2 separate regions of the Homo sapiens genome follow, and region 2 is linked to region 1. A link is a loop called in an ENCODE intact Hi-C map of the cell type or tissue named here. Cell type or tissue: lower leg skin. All regions are shown on one strand. Each heading gives the region's core, and the rest is flanking DNA. Links, peaks and the distances in the headings are about the cores only.

What was found. Hi-C counts contacts between places; a loop is a spot of excess contacts. Peaks named below come from ENCODE experiments on the same cell type or tissue, not always from the same donor. Only the 100,000 strongest peaks of a DNase experiment are listed, where the experiment ranks them.
Region 2: it touches region 1 in a loop (13-fold over the local background); 17 of 110 quality-filtered maps call a loop at or near these places.

What each region holds. Positions count from the first base shown.
Region 1 is chr3:132,028,371-132,031,297 of GRCh38, reverse strand. The region is part of intron 1 of CPNE4 (copine 4); the gene reads left to right. Among named protein-coding and RNA genes, the nearest start is that of CPNE4, 5.2 kb to the left of the region's middle. RefSeq lists an enhancer at 1,724-1,773. In lower leg skin, for the core only: no CTCF peak of the experiment used is centred there; a DNase peak (open chromatin) is centred at 1,817.
Region 2 is chr3:132,400,894-132,403,820 of GRCh38, reverse strand. It overlaps the pseudogene NIP7P2. Among named protein-coding and RNA genes, the nearest start is that of DNAJC13, 15 kb to the left of the region's middle. In lower leg skin, for the core only: no CTCF peak of the experiment used is centred there; no DNase peak of the experiment used is centred there.

The DNA.
Region 1 (2,927 bases), core at 272-2,771:
AAAGTCATATTTCCTTGGCAACAGTAGCCAGTACACTAGATTTACAAAATATCAAAATAGAAAAATTTAAATGCATTCAAAATAAAATGTCACATAGTTCAAGACCATTCTTTGGTGCATTAAAACTGATCTTCCAACATGTAATAATACAGTTGCCTTTCTCCTGATTGAATGTAGATGGCAAAGAATAGATTACTGATTTTAATTCTTTTTAAGATGTCCCCAAAATCTTATAATATTTTCTTTTCAGGGAAGCACATTATGATAATAATTTAGGTTGGGGTTACACATCCATTTTTTGGATAAAGTATTTATGTGATAGTTGATGGTAAATCCAAAAATCAAGCACAATAAATGGGTCAGGTAAGATGCATCATCTTTTCTATGTTATTTGAAATAGTCTATAGTAAGGCCTCAATTAGTGTTAAACTCAGTGAATATCTCCTAAACTTGTGACTGCATAATAAAAACATATTAGTGCCTACATATACTTTCAGGTTTTCTTTTTCTGTACTAGAAACTGCAGTTATGTGGGAGCTTTCTGTTTGCTGTATGAACTACTAAATATATGTGATATATTGGATATATTTTCTCCTAAATCAGCACATCCTGGGAAGTCCTTTATTTGTCTGCTGTATTCTTTGGAAACCCTCTTGGGAACCATCAGCTTTTAGCTCAGTAAATATTGAGGGTTGGAAGGCAAGTCTCAAAAATAAGAAAGTGATAAGGATGCCTTCTTTGGGAAAGTTTATTCCAGTCCTATTATTTTAGTCATAGGGCTGGAAGGGGAGCCCATTTAAGCTGATCTGTGATGGACTCATCTCTAAACTGTGATCAGCAACTTTCAACAGTGCAATATTTACCCAATAAATGTGATTGAATTTGTACAAAGTCATTGTCTGCAGCCATCTCCGTTAATGTGCATGTTCTATGACTCTCAGAACTGGAAGAGAGCTTGGGGATCATCTGCTGACTCTAGCAATTTAATTTGACAAATGTGGAAACTAAAGCTCAAATAAGTGACTTCTCAAAATCAGGAGACTCATTCAACAACCCTTCTGATTACTCCCCTCATAAAGAAACTCAAGTTCCCTGGAGATAATTACAGCAGTGGAGCCAATCTCTGGCACCATGTGCACTGCTGATCTTTATTAAGTATGAGTTAGGGATGATTGCGGGGGTGTCTCCCACCTCCATTAGAGTGTTAGGAGGAGTAGGCTTGGGACTTATTACATTGCTGTCTCTTGGAGCCAGTGCAATATTTACCCAATAAATGTGATTGAATTTGTACAAAGTCATTGTCTGCAGCCATCTCTGTTAATGTGCATGTTCTGTAAAAAATTGCTCATGCATAGACTTAGCTTTCTATTTTAAATGTCACAATTGAGTCAATAAAGTAAACAAAGAGAGTTTATGAGTGTTTACAGTTCCAGGAACACACAGGGGAATCCTTTATTCTGTTTTAAATTAAAGCGTCATTCAAAAAGAACAAACTTTCTTAAATGTTGCTTTTACATCTTTGGCTCAGAACACAGTATTTCTAACTTTGTTTTTCTTATTACTTAGGAAACTAGAGAAATTTCTCCTTGGAAATGTCAGGGGGAAAATACAGTATTTCGGATTAACTTTAGAAAGCTCAGGTTTAAGGCTTATTGACCAGAAGACCTCTTTCTTATCCAAGTGTAGGGCAATTCATTGCACCTTGAGGTAGGGGAGGAGCAAAATCAGGCTGGCAGGGGTCCACGGCAGGGCAAGCCCTAGGAGCTGGTGAGTCTAGAAGGACGGACTAGAGAGAGCTGGCATTGGAATGGACAATCGCTAGAGGGCGCCGGAGCACTAGCAGAGTCAACCTCCGGGACCCATAAGCAGGGCTTCTAGGATAAGGAATGGAGTTTGACCCAACCCCAAGATATGCCCTGGGGATATTGGTTTTCTCAGGTGCATCTGACTCTCCGGCCTGGATTGCCTCGCTGCGGAGAGGGGACAAAAGGTTTTGCCCTGAGCATCTGGTGGTGTCTTCCAGTGCCTGGTTAGGTTGCTCCGCGGCTGGACAGTCTGACTACTCTCAAAACTCCTCGTGACAGGCCTTTCTGGGGTCTGATCGCCCTTTGTTTCCTTACACTTGGGCCTGTTATCAGAAGAACTCTGAATCCGGAAATACCTTGTTTAAATTTGGGCTACAGTTTTCAAGATCCAGGCATTTGGGTGAATCACTTAACCCGAGTATTAGGATCTGGAAAATGGGGCTAGTAATTGTTGTAAATGTGAGGTGTTTAAAAGTGTCTGGCATTTTAGTGCGTAGATAAATGCTACTTCCTGTGCCCATTCTCTTGGGAGTTCTCCCCAAACTTCACCCTTTAAAAAAAAAAAAAAGAAAAATTAAGAATATATTTTACTTAACACAAAATTTTAAAAAATCATGTAATCGATATAGAGATTATTGAGATATTTTACATTCTTTTTTTTCTAGTACTAAATCTTTGAAATCTAGCATGTATTTTTATACTTACAGCACATTTTAATTCAGATTTGCCACATTTTAAGTGCTTAATGCTCCTATGTGGGTAGTGGCTACCCTATTGAAACAGTGCAGATCTATAAGAAGAGAAAATAAAATTACTTTCGCCATTTTTCCTTTTTGTTAAAGGTTAGCAATAATATATACAATGCTTGGCACACAATAGGAGCTTAACACAGGTTCACTGTGATTGTTATTTGCTATCACCATTTTATTTTTAAATGGGCCTCTTCTCCCATCTCTTATCCCTTCCCCCATCTCTTACCCCTTCCCCCTCAGCAGAAGGGTCTCATTCATCTATCTGTTGAATAATAATTGGTCACAGCATTTATGTCAAAAGCTGTGCTAGGCACTGGGGATAAACATAAAAACTTGAGGCACAGGCAGACTGGTGAAAAGAAACATTGAA
Region 2 (2,927 bases), core at 144-2,643, 370 kb before region 1:
AAACCGTCCCCATAATTCAATTACCTCTACCTGGTCACTCCCTTGACATGTGGGGATTATGGAGATTATGGGTATTACAATTCAACATGAGAGTTTGGGTGGGGACACAGCCAAACCATATCAATAGTATCATTTTATTTGGGGGTAACGATCAGAATCTAGGCATGACTTTGTTATCACAAAAAAGAAAATACCTTGTAAGATCAAACAGTAGGGAGAAAGAATATGGAATCATACTTTAGTTTGAGAGCCAGATGTACTAGGCTCTCACATCTCAGTGTGCATATGAAGTTTGAGTACTGTCCAGTCAGGATCAGAAACCTCTATTTTCAGCCAGAGTGGATTAGACAGAAGAAATGTCCACAGTAGCAATTTGATTTCTTCTCAAGTATACTTCTGCACCTTGGACCAAAAGAATCAGCATCACCTGGGAACTTGTTAGATCAGCAAATTCTCAGAATTTACCCTGGACCAACTGAATCAGAGTCTCTGTGGATAGGGCCCAGAAATCTGTTTTAACAAGTTGAATGTGATTGATTGTGATTCTGATGCACATTCAACTTGCAGACCTACTGGAATACAAATTCAGTAGCAGTTTAGAGTGGGAACTTTGGAACCAGACTACATGACATTGAATCCCATGTCTATCATTTACTAGTAGTTCTTTAAGAAAGCAGAATTTAAGCAAGTTATTAAAACCCTTTGTGCCTCAGTTTCCTCATCTAAAAATAGGGCTAGGAATAATAGCTTTTAAATGTTTGTTAAGACTAGAGCAGTAAATATTTATGAAGCACTTAGAATAGTCTCTGACACATGCTAAGTGCTTTGAAAGTTTCCCATTATTCTCCTAGGACTGTAGGAATATCCAACTTAATGTTTCTGGAATCTCTAAGTCCCAATAGGAAAGCAAACATGTATCTCATATCAAACAAGTATCATGTCATTTATGCATTCGTTCATCAAATATTTATTGAAAATCTACTAAGTTTAAGGTATAATGATAAGTTCTTCACATTTTTAGATAGTAACTCATAATCTTAAAAGACATATTTAAGAGTGCATTAGTCAGAAGCCCAGATGATGGTAACTGGATCAGACTGGGAGGGGTAGAAATGGAAAAAACAAACAAACAAACAAACAAAACCCCTACTTTAAAGAAAAGTATATCTATTTAACCAAAAACAGAATAGAAGATCCACATAATACTCCCTATCAATGAGGATTCCTAACCTCATCTTAACTTCTCTTCTAATTGTAATACTATTTTCCATGTGACAGTGGTGGACTGATTACTGTATTTGCTACCTCAATTTTGTTAAACATGCTTATTTAAAAGAAAGATGTATAACTCAATAAAGAATATAATTATTTCTTTTATTCAACTGATTTTGCTCTCTCCATTTTATTTCCACTTAATGAATTTGCCTGACAATCTTGATGCACATGTGGAAATTTTGCCTTTATAGATCAAAAGCTATCTCAAGTATTGGACTATAGGTTTTTTTGTTTACTTTATTTATTTTTACAATTTCTACCTATCTACTGTGATTCAGGTACTATCATCTGGTCCCTGACTGACATAATTCACTCTTAAATATGGCTTTTAAGATTATGAGTTAGATAAAAATGTTCAGCATCATGTCTTGAACCTAGTATATTTTCAATAAATATTTGATGAATGAATACACAAATGAATGGTGTAATACTTGTTTCATATGGAAGACATGTTTGCTTTCCTACTGAGAATATGTGTATTTTCCCATCCTTTATTTATTTATTTAAATTTTTTTGAAACGGAGTATTCTGTTTCATCACAAACACAAAGATCTGAAACCCCATTTTTGAGCCATCTCTGTATATAATAAGAATCCAGCCTGCATCTGTCAGTGATAGAGAGTACAGTAAACTAAGATGTCCCTGAAGAGGCCATAGTGTTGACAAAATTCAACATGATGGTGGAGTCTACACAAACACAGGAAACAAAACTCGGCCCTTCCACACAGCTGTCCTTGCAATGACTTCGTTTTAAGTCAACGTCTCTTCATGCTGTGCATATTCCCCAATGTCTGCTTGATGAAGTACCACAATCGCCATGGGGTCTACTTTTCTGCAGTCTTGTGTAGATTTTGCTGCCACCCCAAAACCCAAAGGGATGTCTGCCATGGAGTACACCACCACTCCCCTGGTACTGAGAACTATTTTCGGTGATTCGACCCAGACTATATTTCAACACATGGTTTCCATAGAGGAAGGACTGCTCTGCACCACGCTTTATCCACACTTTATACTCGGCATAAGGTGCAAGGTAATTCAGGGCTGTGACGTGAACCGAAACTTGTGGGTCTTAGTGACTTTTCCGAAGCAGGTCCCCAGTGACACCAGCTTGTCCCCGGAGATATTGGCATCCAGCTTCACAATCTTCTCACTCACATAGTCCACCCGGTCGTTGTGCAGCCAGAAACAGTAGGTGCGGTCAGGCCGGTCCAGCAGCAGCTGAAGATTCTCCCTGATGTACTTCACAATCTTCTCAAACATGACATGGGTCTCCTCTTCAGTCAAAGGCCGCATTTTCCTGCTGGGTTGGAACACCAGATCCTCGTGTCTCAGTCTTATTTATTTATTTTTAAGAGATGGAATTTCTCCCTGTTGTCCAAGCTGGAGTATAGTAGTGTGATCATAGCCTACTGCACCCTCGAACTCCTGGACTCAAGTGATCCTCCTGCCTCAGGCTCTCGAGTAGCTGGGACTACAGGCACACACCCATACTTTTAATCAATGTGTATTATATTTGAATTGTGTTTCTTGTAAATAGCATAGAGTTGAGTCACGGTTTTTAAAAATCCATTTTGACAATTTCTTTTTTAAAAAAAAATCTCACTTTTTTGAGGTCCGACATATAAAAGAAGTTTTTACATATAACTTGTATA